Linked DNA regions of Mus musculus: region 1 is linked to region 2. The links are chromatin loops, found by intact Hi-C in ENCODE. Cell type or tissue: left cerebral cortex. All regions are shown on one strand. Links, peaks and the distances in the headings refer to the core of each region. The heading gives the core; the rest is flanking DNA. Region 1 has its middle 13 kb from the start of Gm22321. Region 2 overlaps Gm46956 (a long non-coding RNA gene).

Region 1 (8,339 bases), core at 149-8,148, 500 kb before region 2:
ACTTGGGAACTACAGTGAAGGAAAGGAGGTTTACAGGATAATGTCAGTCATGTACATTAGTACAAAAACCATAAACAAGACCTTGATCAAGTCGACTCAATTATACAGAGATGGACAATACACCATAACCAAGTTGGATGTGTCCTGCATTTTACTGCCAGGAAACTCTCTCCAATGAAGTTACCTTTAGATGTTTTTTATAGGTACTATTTCCTGCACACCTTGAATTTCGTGAGCTAGGGAAAATTTTTGCCCTATGCCTCCATTTGGTTTCCACAGACAATGATGTAAATGCAAGTAATGAGTCTGGTTAGGGTCCACAGGTACATTGATAAAGGAGAGAGACCATGAAATAAGATCAGGAGGGGATGCCTATGAGCCTAAAGCACATTATTATGAAAGTAGCCAGGTATGCTAGTGCACATTTGTAATTGTAGCACTTGGAAAGCTGAAGCAGGACCATTACTGTGTGATCAAGGCTAATTTGTGTGATAGTAAGACCCTATTGTAAACAAACAAATGTACAGACAAAATGTTATAAACAAACATATTAGGGAGACTAGATTGCTATTCTGTCATGAAACCCTTAGAGACAAAAACATATGATTCAATTTATTGAACCCAAAGGGTAGGTACCAACTCCTATCCATTATTGATTGGGGTCTGCTCCTCTGGTTCCGGGATGAGGAGGTATTTGTTTCTAGTACTTTCTATCTGGAACTTGGGAACCAGAGAGCACTTGACAATGGAAGGTAAAGAGGAAGTTGAAGATGAATGTGTGGTCTCTGACAGGGGAAAGCTAAGAATCAAGGAGATCGCCATAGTGTGGTGATGAAAAATGCTATGGTCCTTTCAAAAGGAATCCCAGCTCTTCCTTCTAAGCCCCTTTTGGATATCAGCAGAAGATGGGTCAATATCGGTCATAATATTCTTGTAAGTCCCTCTGCTTGACCTGTACAAATACATGACCCAGCACTGCAGTTAGAATCCAAGAGTGTTTTGCACTAATGAGTTGGAGAACTTGAGCCCAACTCTTGAAACAGGCGGAGTAACAGTCTTACATTCTATTATAAATCTCACCTTTCTTCATCTTTCCCTGTTTTCATCTTAGATAGCAGGCAAATCTCTAGGCTTTGAAAACAGAATCTAGGAAACTTGTACATATGTATGTGTATATTACAAAGGTATGCTGGTAAATGAGGTGTTAATTATAGACTTGAGAGCAATAGTAGTTTAAATATCTTTGGAAACTACTAGAGAATTAGTGATATTTGAGGCATATGGCACAAGCTCTTGGTTATTTCTCAAAGGGTAGAACAATTTTAGTGAGAAAGGAAGTCTTCTAAATGCTGAAGTTGCTTATGATCTGTGCTCTGCAAACTTCCCATCTGTGCACGAGCTCTCTGCCCCTGGAAGCTTTAGTTCTACCCACAGTCCTCCCACCTACACGGCTAAGTACTTCAGAAAAACTCCACCGAGTCCAAAACCAGAAAGATGGAGAGATCGTGTTCACAATCTGTTCAAGTACAACAGATGAGAACAGCCCAATCGTCCAGAAGTGTGGGGCAGAACCAAGGCTGCCATCTCTGACTATGCTCCCATGGTTCGTATACAGATCTTAGTTCTCAGGGCTCAGCCATGGATTTTTTTTTTCCGCTGCAGTGTTTCTCAGATACAGTCTTCTATTCTTTGTTCTTCCCTTTATTTATTTATGACAATGTCCTCCTTCTGCCTTTTAAATTCTGAGATTATAGGCATGTACCAACATGACCAGGTTTATGTAGTATTTGGGATGGAAGTAGAGCATCTGTGAATGGGAAACAGATACTCACCCACTGAACTACAGGCCTAGCCTTCCTTCCTGCTTGCTTAGATAAAAGTTTCCCAGGGCCTGTGTAAATTGGAGATGTTCTGAAGAACTTACCAGGCAATTCCACTGTCACGCGGGCAGTGTCAAATGTAGCTGTGCAGTCCTAGATGGTAGAGGCCATTCACTCAGTGTGCTCTCTTAACGCGATGAAGGGAGGGATATGGAAAATGGAAGGTGTATAAATAGCAGTATGGGAATGTCACAGACCAGTGATGTGGTCATTTATTAGCATGTCAAGCGTTATGAATGTAACTGTCTCTATTAGTCTTCTGTGTGAATGGCAGTGTAGAAGGTTCACTTGGACCAGCCTCACCCTACACACATGAGCAGTGCACTGTGCTATAATGTTGCCATTAGTTTATAGGAATTTTTCAGACCTGCAAAGGTTTTATGGGACATACATCTTTTTGTTGCTTGCACTATCATATAGCACATGATTGTTTGGACTTCTGGAAGTTTCTCCTGCCTTGTGAATGTCTATCTATCCTGTATTCTGTTACAGTCAGAATACAAAATATCACTTTATTATTTTCTTCACTTGTACCATTACTGTGATTCTAAATTTTGATCCAAAGCCCAAGGCTGGCTTTTCAAAGTCTAGCCCTTCTCTATCTGTCTGGCATACTCTGTCCCTAAGCTCAACATGCATCTTATACCTTCCCCTAGCTTGTTTACTTTCTGTTGCCCAAAGACACATGGCTTGTTTTGTTGTTGAAATTCTTTTTTTTTTTTTTACTTTTAAAAAAATTTTTAATTAAGTATTTTCTTCATTTAAATTTCCAATGCTATCTCAAAAGTCCCCCATAACCTCCCCCCTCACTCCCCTACCCACCCATTCCCACTTCTTGGCCCTGGCGTTCCCCTGTACATATAAAGTTTTCAAGACCAATGGGTCTCTCTTTCCACTGATAGCCAACTAGGCCATCTTCTGCTACATATGCAGCTAGAGACACGAGCTCCGGGGGTACTGGTTAGTTCATATTGTTGTTCCACCTATAGGGTTGCAGACCCCTTTAGCTCCTTGGGTACTTTCTCTAGCTCCTCCATTGGGGACCCTGTGATCCATCCAATAGCTGACTGTGAACATCCACTTCTGGGGTCGCTAGGCCCTAGCATAGCCTCACAAGAGACAGCTATATCAGGGTCCTTTCAGCCAACGCTTGCTAGTGTATGCAATGATGTCAGCGTTTGGAGGCTGATTATGGGATGGATCCCCGGGTATGGCAGTCTCTAGATGGTGCAAACTTTCATCTTAGCTCCAAATTTTGTCTCTGTAACTTCTTCCATGGGTGTTTTGTTCCCAATTCTAAGAAGGGGCAAAGTGTCCACACTTTGATCTTCATTCTTCTTGAGTTTCATGTGTTTTGCAAATTGTATCTTACATCTTGGGTATTCTAAGTTTCTGGTCTAATATCCACTTATCAGTGAGTACATATCATGTGAGTTCTTTTCTGATTGGGTTACCTCACTCAGGATGATGCCCTCCAGGTCCATCCATTTGCCTAGGAATTTCATAAATTCATTCTTTTTAATAGCTGAGTAGTACTCCATTGTGTAAATGTACCACAATTTCTGTATCCATTTCTCTTTTGAGGGGCATTTGGGTTCTTTCCAGCTTCTGGCTATTATAAATAAGGCTGCTTTGAACATAGTGGAGCATGTGTCCTTCTTACTGGTTGGAACATCTTCTGGATATATGCCCAGTATCGAACTCGTTCTGCCTGCTCTCCTCACGCCCACCCTGACCTATTCAAGTATTAATGAGACTAGATGTATAGAAAAATATAGTCTCTTTCTGATACGGTCAGTCATCCTCACATATTAATATATGCCAAACCTCACTGATTATAACCTAGGGTTCCCTAGTCCTGCATCCTCATTGTTAGAGAGGCAGAAAGGAAACCTGGTCTCAAATTTTAATCTGCAAGTTTCTTACACCGGTCACTCAAGTCCCTCTTTTCTAATACTCTTAAGTTCCATTTTAATTTTTCTTATAATGTCCATCATACATTAAATTACCTTGTTCATCCATTATGACTGTCCATTCATCCCCTCTTTACTGATAAATTGTACCAGGTCCTCTCTTGTCTAATACCCTACCCCTCAGTGCCTTGCTAGCCCATGGCATTGATCAGAAAAGTATAGTTGAAGAATGAATGATTGCTTCACAAAGCGTTCTTGCACAGGGTTAGCTCATGTGGGTTTTTCACTCTCCTGGCTGATATCTCCCTATCACAACTTAGACTTCTAGTGATAATTATTTATTTTACCAATGTTCCCAAACTGTCTCTACTTACACATGCATCTTATTTCTGCACCTACACACAGTTCTAGTGGGCGAAAGTCACAATTTAAATATGGAGATCTCTGGTTTTAGACAGAACTAGATTCAACTTCCACTTGGAAGCTAGATGAATTTTAACAAGTTATTCTTTCTGAACTTCAAGAAAAAAAGGAAAGAAACAGTCTTTTCCTTAGAGAGTTGCTGGGAAGATGTAATGAGATATTTGTGTCAAACGTTTGTTAAATGTCTTAGACATAATAAATCATTAAGCTAAGATACTTTTAATTTCAAAATAACTTTAGTAAGCATGGTGCATATTATACACAATATACATATTTTTAAAGATATATTTTATTTTAAGTTAGGCATGTGTGTATATTATATATTGTGTACAGGGAGAGGTATATGTACATGAATACAAGTGCCTCCAGAGGCCAGAAAAGGATATCAGCTAGAGTTGCAGGAGGTTGTGAGCCATCCATTGTAGGTGTGGGACAAAAACTCAGGTCCTCTTCAAAAGCAGAATATAGACTTAACCACTGAGAAACCTATCTGACCTACATATATTACTTAAATATATTTTAATGTATGTTATAGAAATATTATTCAACTATAATGTAGTTAACATTTTTATTAAGTTCATTGTGTATATATGTATATGTATGTGTACACATGCCATATCACATGTGTGGAGGTAAGAGGACAACTTGCTGGAATCGATTCTCTTTTTCCACCCTTGGGGGTCCAGAGGATCAAACTAAGATCATTAGATTTGGCAGCAAGTGCCTTTACTCTCTTAGCCATTCGCTGACCTTATTATTATAGCTTTTGAAAAGAGCATAGCAGCCATATGTCCACCATTCAGAATTAACATCTTATCATCTTTTCATCTCCTACTAACTAAAGGACATAAAGCAAGGCAACATGGCTATGTTCTATGTGCTCAACACAAGTATGACTCGAGTGTTTATTTCCATACAGAAATCCTGCTTGAGGGTTACAGCTCTGCAATGTAGTTTGACCCATCTCTGCCATCTTCCACTCTATTCCTTCTTGGAAGTATAGTTGTTTTAGGAATATGTACTGTGTTTAGTTGGAATGATAGTTTATTCACACTGCAGACATCCAACCAGAAGCTGATAAGATCCTGCCCGATGGCCAAAGCTGGGAGACGATCATGATGTTTCCAGAGCACACAGAAAAGTTTTTTTTATCAAGTTTTTCAATGCAGTGACAAGACTGGAGATTCTTTTCCCATAAGATCTCAGAGAAATGGTATAACTCTGAGAGACATCAAACTTGAGTGGGGGACTCTATTCCACGTAGAGGGTATCCAGCCGGCTAAGGCTTCCAGGCTGAAAAGGCACGGTGTGGAGGGCACTGTTTGTCTGTACAATGTAAATCAAGTCAGACCAGAGGAGCCTGACACCCAGGCATCAGAATCCAGGAAACTGGGCTTGCCATCCATAGTAGTGATAGCTCTGAACATATCCAGGACAAAACAGGAGTCAGGAGAGCCAGAGCCCACATGTGGTGGCTATGATGCAGCTATATAACATGTCACAGGGCCTCGTTTGGACTCAGATTTCTCAGTGTCAAATGGCCAGACTAGAACATTGATCTCCCAGAGTCCAGTGTTTCTTCACTGAGGTCCTGCATCTGCATGGCTTAAAATTTCATCTGCCTCCATGCATAAACACAGTAGCTTAGAACACGTGTTTCTTGACTCACAGTTTCTAAGGATGACAAACCCAGGTCAAGTGCTCTGGTCAAGTTGAGGTTATTATCATCTGAAGGTTAACACTGGTAGAATAATCTGCATCCAAGTTTAGTCCAGTAGCCATGGCAGCCTCAGGTCCTTGTTGGTCCTTGTCTGAAGATAGAAGGTTAGCTTGTTTCTAAATTGGCATATGAAACAATAGGTTTCACTACATTTTGCACATAGATGTCATTATGTTTTTCTCTTACTCAACCCCACAAAGCCTCTCTTATGCACCCTGCCCAGCTCCACTGATTCTTTTCCTCACTCCAAATATTCAGTCTTTTGCTGTTATCCTACACACACACACACACACACACACACACACACACACACTTGGATTCTACATATGAAAAACATGATATTTGTCTCTCCCAGTTCCCCCATTTTTCTTGTCTCCCTCTTCCTTTGAACCTCTCTTCTTCCTCCTCCTCCTCCTCTTCTTCCTCTCCCCCCCTCTCTCTTCTTTTGTAGAAACATCAGTTCCTTGCCATCTGCACTTCTCCATAGAAATGATCCCAGTAGGAAAACTGGCTGACTTCAGAGTAGAGAAGGAATGAAAGCAAATGGGGAAAGCAAAGGTGGGACAAGGAGAATAGTGGGGAGGGGACAGGAAAGAAGGGGAGGAGAGGGGAGAGCAGGGAGTGGAGGAGAGAGAAGGAGAGGCAAGGGGAAGAGAGAGGAGGGGAGGGAAGGAAGAATAGCCCAGGGTAGAAATCACAGCCTTTTCTCTAAGATAATCTTAGAGGCATTCCTTCGCTTTATTCTTAGAAATGAGTGAATGTATTGAACCCCCACTCTAGTAGAGGATATTATACTAGATGTTGCATTTCAAAATCCCCACCATGAAAGCAGAAATGGAAGCAAAGCTGGATAGAGATATAGGGCAGGAAGAGATTGCCTGGCCCAGCCCAGGATGGAGACACAACTATGGTGGTCAATGCTTCCTAGTTTGCCAGAGACTCTTGTTTTCGACACTCAAATTCCTACTTGCCAAGAAGTGCCCATCTCTGGCACACTGGAATGGTTGATCACCATCTGGGTGTTCTGGCTTCAGCCATGTCTCTCCATCGATCGAGAGCTCTGTCCATGCTGTGGGAGCTGTTGAGGAAGAATTGTTTCCATCAGCAGAGCCTCAAACGAGGGACTCATGCCACCCAAGGATTGGGGTGTGTGCTGAGCTGGGTCACACATGACTTGCTGATGAGCAGTGAGTTCTTCACTTGGCAGCCTCTGCCCTCCCTGGGAAGACCATCTTTCCGCATGAGCATACAGTTTATTATGTCACGCAGGGCATTGTTGCTAATGTCATTTTGGCTGGGCGAATGGATATTGGCATGTTGTCCTGCAGAGAGGGCACCATGCCATTGTGACAGATGGATTCATGTGTTGGCATGTTGTAAATCAACAGGTCTAGCAAATATGAAAGCAACAGCCTAGAAAGGGATTTTGAAACCCATGCTGAATCCTAGGACATTTATGGATCCTGTTCAGAGAGTGCTGAATGTTTGAAGTTTTGAGATTTTTTTTTTTTTTTTTGAAGATGAGACCAAGTATCAACCTCTTTCTGAAAGGCTGCGCAAAAGAATTTGGCCTCAAAGAAAAGTTCTACCACCATTGTTTTTGTTTGTTTGTTTGTTTGTTTGTTTCTTTCTTTCTTTCTTTCTTTCTTTCTTTCTTTCTTTCTTTTTTCTTTATCTTAGAGGTAACAAATGCCCAGATATAAGTTCATCTTTTTGTTATTAGCACCATGTATCTCTGTGGATCTGAAAGAGGTAAGAACAACTCTCCCAGATTCAGTTCTCCCTGTTTTGTTTTCTTATGCATGCCCATGACTAATCTTGTACCAAGCTAATAGAAACTCATTGGATAAAATCTCCTTTAAGAAACATTTTTGATTTAAAAAAAAAACCCTATTATATTATTACCTTTTTTTCTTTCGCCTACAAGTCAGCCTAGTTCCACTGGAATGTAATTCAATTTACTATGGTGACTATGACTCCCCATGCTTTCCTGAAAAACCTTGAGGGGAAAAAATACTCTCAGTGAAGAAAGTTTACACCAGAAATAGTAAAGGGATGCCTTCTTAGAAAGAATACAGGCATGGGGGGAGGGGAAAGTGGGCAAACAGCGCATGGATTGAGATGATGCGCCTGTGGTCCCTGATGTATGTCTTCTTGCTTCCAGAGACTATTTGGAGGTTGATTTCACTTGAGTCACTATCTAGGGTGGGGTGGTGGGAGGGACAATGATTCCAAATAGAAAACACTGTAGGGCTGGGAAGGGTATCAGAACCTCCAGACGAAACAATGTGATTTCTTTGGGAGTAACAATTATCCTCTCCAATGAAACAATGTGATTTCTTTGAGAGTAACAATTACCCTCTACTGCTTTCTCACCAATAATCCTACCCTGCAGAGGAGGAG
Region 2 (8,339 bases), core at 96-8,095:
AAAGGCATGAGCCTCCTCAAGTGCCAGACATACCTGCGGAGGCTGGAGAGGGCAGGTGGGAGGTAGATACTGGCAATTCTCATTTGCTCATGCTAATGGGACACAGGGCTCCCAGGGAGAAAGGAATCCCAAGGATAGAGCCGGGCTCTTCAGTTCAATCCTTGCCTCCCATGGGGCCTTTTGCCTCCTGTGCTTGCCCTGTGTGGTTAGCTTAGCTTTTCTTCCCTCCCTTCCTTACCCTTGTGAACTGTTCCTGGAAATGCCTGCCAGTCAGAAAACAGGAAGGATAGACAGCAGGTGGAAGGAAAAAATGCTAGGTGTGTTGTAATAGACAGGTCTGGGAGTGCCTTGTATTCGAATATTTGTATAGAGCACAGGGAGCAGCAGTACTGATCCTACTTTCTGGGAGAGGGGTTGGGAGGTGCTGGAAAAAGCCCATGCTAGGTAACTTTTTTTTTTTTTTTGAGAGTGGAGCTGGGAATGACCGTGACAGATGCCTGTCCTCGCCATTACAAATTGTAAGAGGTATCCAAGGGATAACAGAGGCAGCCTTTTTTGAGGGTCCAACATGTGCCCAGTCTTGTGGCAAACCGCATTCTTTTTAAAAAGTGCTTCTAACTTCCAAAAATTGGGCCTTTATGAGCAAATTTTCTGAGCACGCCTAACATATGTACATGTATTTATTTATGAGTTATATATATATGCTATTGTAATGTATTATGTATAATATATGCACAACTGTATATATTTTTAAAGAACGAGGGACATAAATAGGGACAGAAGTTACACTTTCTCCCTGCATCCCCACAGAGCCGTGGGCAGGTGCTAGGTGCTCATAGCTCACTCTGGCAGTTTCCGTCCCCACAGGCAGCCTGCTTCACATGTAGGTGTTGGGGCTTCCATTTTGTAGATGAAGAACAGTGGCTGAAATTGTCTTAGGGATCTGTTTCATAAGGGGCAATAGCCTATGTCTCTGATGCCTGATTTGGGGTCCCTCCCTCAGTGTTGTTCTGTCCTTTCTACCACAAAGGCCCTGGAGCTCAGACATGAGTCCCTGAAGCCCACAGTTCCCCACCTTCTACATAAAGCGTCCACATTGGTCAAACCTTCAAGGAATAGCTGAGTGTTGACTGGCTCACATGGGTGTTAAAGAACCCCCATTCCTTTTTTGCAGGCATTCACTTTCCAGCCTCTCTTGCAGCATAAAATGGCCATATGACCCAGTTCTGGCCAGTCAGATACACAGGAGGTTTCTGAGATGTTTTCTTTGGCTATTAAGTGGGAGACCTCCTCCAAGAGAGTACCCCAATACCCCACTTCTCTTCCTTCTGAGTCTTAGATAATAATACAGAGAGGGGAAGGCTGGAGCTCAGGGCAGCCATTTTCTGGCCCTGAGAAATTAAGTATGAGAACAAAAACTTGTCAGGAATAAGTACTAGACAATCAGATGGAAGCTGCCTCTCGGTAACCGCAGAGTCCCTGCGCTAGCCTAAGGGACACCACGACCTTGTTGCTGCATGAGATGTAAGATGCTATCATCAGCTGAGCATCTGGATTAGTACTTTGTTACTTACCAAGAGCCTTCCTAAAGGATACAGCCTCTGTCTGTGAACTTCGTCTTCCACCTCCAACCCATTTCTTCCATTTCTTTCTGTATTCAGTCTACCAGTGCCATGATTGCTCTTGATGGCCAACTTGACAGGGTCTGGGATCACACAAGAAAAACAACTCTAGGGTATGCCTGTGAGGACAGTTCAGGAGCTTTAACCCCAACCTGGGTTTCCAGGTTGAATATAAAGGAAAGAGAGAGCTGAGTGCCAGGAGTCATCTCCTTGCTTTTTGGCTATGGATGTGATATGATTGCCCTGTCTTTCTTTTTATGATAAACTCTACTCTCAAAGTGTGAGCCAAAATAACGCTTCTTCCCTTCTTCTTGGAGTCACTTTTGTCAGGTGCCTTGTCGCCACAGTAAGAAACGTAACTTAATATAGAAAAGTTGTACTGAGATGTGGGTGGTTGATATGATAAACCTGATTGTTTGGTCTGTAAGCTTCTGGAACTACTTTGTGGGAGGAATGTGGAAAACTTTGGAGCTGTGGGCTAAATAATCCTTAGAGTGCTCAAGGCAGAGCTCAGCAAAGCATTCTGATTGGAGTGCAGGCCACTAGGATGCTGACAGAGTGGCAAACAGTATAAATTGTTCATGATGTTTCAGAGAAATGCAAGAACTATGTTGGGAAATGAGCTGGGAGCCAATTTGTGTTGGATTCTGGCAAAGAATCTGGCGTCGTTGTACCCATGGCCTGAATACTACAGTGAGACTGAATTCCAAAGAAATGGACAGAATTATTTGGTGTAGGAAATTTCAAGACAGAATAATAGATCATCTCTGTCTTGGTTATCGATTGCTGCATTTACCTAGATTTCCACAAAAGAGGAGCACAGAGTGAGCCTCAAAGATGCAGAACAGGAATTTGTGCCCAGTGAAAGATAAGGACAGGGTGTATTCAGACAAAGCATCTATAACTGTTAAGGAGATTAATGCCACAAAAGAGAAAGCTTACTTTTTAGTTTGTTTGTTTCATAGGAACAATAAGAAAATTGTTCTGGTGGTGAAATCCTACCTGTCAAAGGCTCCAACTTGTGAAAAGGCAAACTTGTTTGAAAGAAGAGAACCTGAACTGGTAATGCCACTGAAGGGCTCCCTGATGGAGAAGAACTGGTTAGAGAGAAGTTTCCCAAGGCCCATTCCCCAAAAGCATGGAAGCCACTCTAGTTGTAGTAGAAGGGGCCAGAGTACATCTTAAATTAGCACAGTGCTTGGCAACATTGTCTAGAATTGTAATGCTGGTCTTATAGATATTCAGAATTCAAGATTTCTAGATCATAGAGGCTTACCCCAAGGTTCCAGAAAGAACTGAGACCAGGTAACCTGTGTGAGGTTGTGTTTCCTACGAGAAGGCATTAACATTGCATTGTGCACAAATATGAAGGTAAATCCCAAATTATACTCGAGACCCCAGGATGTTGGAGGGAGGTACCAGGCCTGTGGAACAATGAGGAAAGCTGCAGGATTGGAGCTTGCCCAAGTAAGAAGCGCTGTGTGTTGCAGGTGGCAAAACTGGAGAGGCACAGCTACCCAAGTCTGTAGGAGCCTAGAGGATGTTAGCACAAGCCCAGATGTCTGGCATGGAGCTATTATTGTATTTGGGTAGTATGTTATTTCATAGGGGCTTGTAGTTAAGATCATGTATTCTTACTTAGAGGAAACATTGAACGTTACTCTTAAGACTTTGGGGACTTTTGAAAATGAACCAAAAATGAGATTTTTATTGTAAAATCAGCATGAGACTTTAGGGACCAGGGGTAGAATGTTAGGATTTAAAGTGACATGTTTGGGTGCCAGGTTGACAAGGGGTGGACTTGTGATGATTGGTCTTGATTACCAACTTAACATGATTTGGAATCACCTAGAAAACACTTCTCTACGAATGTCTGTGAGAGTCTTTTTAGGGATGTTTAACTTTAACAAGAAAACCCATTGAGAATGTAGGCAACACCACCTCCTAAACAGGGAGTGTGGGAGTGTGTCACAGACTGAATAAAAAGAAGAGGAGGAGGAAGCCAGCTGAACTCTAGCATCCATCTCTCTCTGCTTCTGACAATAGACACAATGGGACCATCTGCCCCCTGTTTCCATTGTCTTCGCTACAGCAACTCTTGCCACCATGCTTCCCCCATCATGATGGACTGTGTTCCCAAACTCAACTCCAAATGACTCTTTTCTTAGATTCTATTGGCTAAATGTTTGCTATAGTAATGGGAGATTGATGAATAGAATGGATTGGTTTTTAGGAAACCAGGCTGGGTTCACTCAGCATAAGAAATATTAGAACCCAATGATCTTTCTAGTATGATGGCTGATTTCTCCCAACTCAGCTCTGTGCTCTGCAGTTATGGGACTCTGTGTATTTGTATGTCTCTTATGGCTGTTTTGTTCCCTTTTCTTTTGTAGTTGTGCCTATACTGACCCTCTCATGGGTCCCCTAATTTTCTTCCTTTGGTACTATTATTTCCCTATACATCTTACCTCAGCCTTTGTGCCAGTTCTACCCTCTATTTTCTGTGACCTTTCCCCAGCTAATTCTTTATTATTCTTTAAGTCACAGCTCAGAGGTTGTCACTTCAGAACCATTTCTCTACCCTGAGAACCTCTTCCCTTTCTCTATCTCTACCATGCTTTCTTTTTCTTCATAGAACTTACCACCAACAGAAGATGCTCACTCGCTGACCAGTGTCTCTTCTACCTAGAATGTGTAACAGAGGAGCAAGGACCTTGTCTGCTATGGGTTCCACTTCATTCCTGGTACAAACACTTGCCACATCACAGGTTCTTGGGCATATTTCCACAACAAACAAATAGAAGAAAGGATGAATGGACCTGCTTCTGTGAGCCCTTGGCTTCATTCCACAGAGGAGCATTTCAGTGTTTATGAAACAAGGGTACTCAAGTACAGCAAATCCGTTTCCCATGCCAAGAGCTAAAAGTGCACTATCATCAACTTTCCACCATTTCACATCTTAACCTTAGAAGAGCACACATCATTGTCATGATTTCTTGTGGAGGTGAGCCTTATTTTTCTTTTTTAAATACTGGAACAACAGAAACAGGACTGGTAGGTTTTTCAGAAGGAATAGTTACAATGTGAACATGACTGTGTGACAGCTGTCTCTTACAGTCCCTCACTCTCGCATGGGTCCTCACGTCTCAGTCTCAGGACACTGTGCTTACAAGCTTACTGTCCCTGCCACCGCCCCTACTCACCTGAAAACCCTGAGGGGAGTGACTATGGCTGAGACAACTTTGATCTGTAGCACAGCGCCCTATGGTAGGCATCCCATGAATGTTGCTTGAGCGGATGATTCTGAACATGATATGAGTTATGCAAACTGTCCTGTTGGCATACTTTCCTCTACACTGACAATGAAGTAAAAAATCCTTATGGCCCCATGAAAATCTGTGATCTTTGGAAGATATTTTTATCATTGCCACCACTTTATCCTCTCTTCCTTTCCCTCAATTCCTTTCATCCTCCTTATCCCTTATGCCTTCCTTTCTCACTCCATTCTTCCCTCCCTCCCTCCTCTGACAAGACAGTATCATCTATCACTGTAGTGTCAATGTGCGGATAAACATGAAGACTCAGGAGGATGAGGATGATAGGGCCTGAAAAGAGAAGTTATTGGGGAGGAAACAGTGATGTAGCTCAGTGTTTCTTTCAGGAGAAGAAGTTGATGAGGGGCTGACAATGCTCATGGTAACACAGTGGAAGCACAGTCAGGAATAGTAAAGGGACATTTGGACTGTCCACTTGGAACTCCCGTGGAAGAAGCAACTTCAGATTCTTCCCAGAGAGGTTCATTTGATGATAAAGTAATTTCCCCAGGAGACAGGTGAGAATGTGACTTTTCAGGTGCTGAAGGACAAACCAGAGGAGGAAAGAGCAGCTGTTATTTACAGTTATCACAGTGTGGTCAGGTGTAGAACAACACCGACTCAGCTCTCCAGGCTTACAGAGTAAACTGGTATAAAATTACCTAGTTTCCATTACCAGAGTCCTCTCTGAGATGCTACGGTCCTCAGCTTGGTTCTTAGGGCTTTGTTGGCTATCGAAAGCTCCTAAGGCTAAAGGGAATAGGAGTATAGGGCTAGAAAGGATACTCCCTGGGAAAGGAGAGGATGCCAAGTAAAAAGGAAGACAAACCCATTTGGATCCTTACAGAAGAGACTGGACTTGAGTTACATGAAATGGAAGGTTGGTTTAGAAATTGTCTGAGCATAGTTTCCTGATCCTGTGATAAAATACCCCAACAAAAGCACTTCAGGGAAGAAGGGTTTATTTGACTTACAATTCCATGATTCTAGCTAAGTCAAACTTGCAAGAACTTAAAGAAGCTAATTGTGTTAAATCTACAGTCAAACACAGAGAGCCATTGATCAATGTGTGCATTTCAGTGCTCAGTTTACTTTCTTTACTCATACAGTCAGGGCCATAAGCCTAGGGAGTGGTGCTGCTAATGGTGGGCAGGCCTTCCCTTGTCAGTTAATGTAATTAAAATGTTCTTCTACAGGTAATATTACAGGTCAATTTGTTTTCCCAGCTTGTGTCATGTTGATAGTTAAACTAGCAGTCACAAAAACTATTACTTGAGAATTTAGAACCCTAGGTTATATAGGTATTTAGGGGGAATTGATGAAGAAGTTATTTCATACTGAGCAGCATTGACCGAGCACAGCTGGCATCTCTAAGGAAAGAGCAGGACAATTCATGTGGGGAAGAGACAGGCTTTCCTGAAGTGAAGCTTCTCCCTCCCTCCAGCTCACTCTCTGGTACTGTGCTTCTGACCCCATGCCTGAGTTCTATCCTTAGTGGTGATCTTGGGTGAGCTAATGGTTAGCTTCCTTAGATGTGACCTCATACAGATTGTACTACAAGTCAGTAGATATCTACTGAGCCAATGCCAAGCCTATGGCACTGTGACAGATACAAAAGTAGACACAAAACAATTAAAATGTCAGAGTACTAGAATATCACTTAGTCCAAATTCCAATTCCTACTTCATCATTACCCGCTTCCTTCCTGAACATGTCAAATGATGGAGCGCTCAGAGCCACTGCAGGGAATCTCTTCCTTCAGAGAGATCTGACTCTTAGAAAGACATTCCTCCCATGGAACCCAAATGGCTCTGCATAAACAAATTATACACATTGATCCTGCTTACATAGCTTATAGTTCTATGGAACTGATATTTCAAGTCACCCCTTGGCAGCCCTTCAAATATCTGAAACTTCATGCTTCCTTGAGTCTGACTTTCTTGAACAGTATTGGATGCTTTTATTGTTTCAAATACATAGAGATTTTAAATTTCCTTTTGAGTTGGGCCACTCTCCTCTGAATGTACTCTAATCTATTATAAAGTAGAAGGCCTTGGGCAGTGTGCATTAATCCATGTATGATCCATCTTAAAATGAAGCAGTGGTTGCCACTCCCTTTGGGACTCCACTCTCCATTAATGTACCTTACACAGTACTGACCTTGGCAGCCTCCTGTGGTGACTCATATTGAATGTATCATAGGTCTGTTTGCTGTCACATCTCTTTGGTACTTTATTTGCAAAGCTCTTCTCTACACCTATGTATAGGACCTTGGGTATATTCATATCAAGTAGTCAGTTTCTAAAAGCTTCCTCTAACAACTTAAATGCAGAATGTATTCTTCATTGCATATTCTGGTCAAATGCTTGCAGGATAAAGATAAGACTTTTTGTGGCAATTTGACAATGCATCCAAAAGACAGCAAGACCATTCCCTCAAAGGATTAAAAATTAGAATTCTTTGCTGATGACTTCTCTAAGAAGCATGGACTAAGGACACCCAATCTATCATTGCTCACTGTGAAGGACTACCTAGTGATCTGGTATGGTTGTTTGAATACGCTTGGCCCAGGGAGTGGCACTATTAGGAGGTATGGCCTTTTTGGAGAAAGTGTGTCACTGTGGGGGTGGGCAATTAGATCCTTCTCCTAATCATGTGGGAGCCAATCTTCTGTTTGCTTTTAGAACTAGATGTTGAACTCTCATTTCCTCCTGTATCATGTCTGCCTGGATGCTGCCATGCTCCCACCTGTAGTCTCCCCTCCCCCAGCCTGAAACCTGCTTGCTCAGGGGTGGAGCTTCCTGCTCATTCGTTCTGCCACGCCCACTGCTGGAACCTGCGGAGCCACACACATGCACCTTTCTACTGGACCAGAGATTATTCGGCGGGAATCAGGTCCCCTCCCCCTTCCTTCATAACTGAGTGTCGCAACAGTAAAATTTGAGCTTTGATCAGAGTAACTGTCTTGGCTACATTTCTTTCTCTCGCCACCTAGCCCCTCTTCTCTTCCAGGTTTCCAAAATGCCTTTCCAGGCTAGAACCCAGGTTGTGGTCTGCTGGCCGGACACAACACCCACCTTGATAATAGTGGACTGAATCTCTGAAGCCATAAGCCAGCCCCAATTAAATGTTGTCCTTTATAAGAGGTGCTTTGGTCATGGTGTCTGTTCACGGCAGTAAAACCCTAACTAAGACATCTGGTGACATACTGATGTCTCTCTGTCCTCACAGAGCTTTTTCAGCCTGGAAGGTCTCACTCTCCCCTAAGCGTCCTTTCCTGCCTCTTACTCCAAACTTCTCCCAGTTACCAAAGTCCATCTTTCTGACACTCTGTGTTTTCAAACACAGAAGTGCTTAGCTTGTCTTGGTTTTCCATTTCTCAGCACAATGTCTCCCACCAATG

Evidence for each region. Peaks named below come from ENCODE experiments on the same cell type or tissue, not always from the same donor. Only the 100,000 strongest peaks of a DNase experiment are listed, where the experiment ranks them.
Region 1: it touches region 2 in a loop (4-fold over the local background); 3 of 42 quality-filtered maps call a loop at or near these places.

What each region holds. Positions count from the first base shown.
Region 1 is chr6:33,097,972-33,106,310 of GRCm38, reverse strand. No RefSeq gene overlaps it. Among named protein-coding and RNA genes, the nearest start is that of Gm22321, 13 kb to the right of the region's middle. In left cerebral cortex, for the core only: no CTCF peak of the experiment used is centred there; DNase peaks (open chromatin) are centred at 1,463 and 4,195.
Region 2 is chr6:32,597,610-32,605,948 of GRCm38, reverse strand. Gm46956 (a long non-coding RNA gene) reads left to right here. Exons shown (of 7, transcript XR_001785218.1): 6 at 7,309-7,478; 7 at 7,621-7,695. Among named protein-coding and RNA genes, the nearest start is that of Plxna4, 14 kb to the right of the region's middle. In left cerebral cortex, for the core only: no CTCF peak of the experiment used is centred there; DNase peaks (open chromatin) are centred at 848, 2,084 and 3,614; H3K27ac peaks cover 1,080 bases.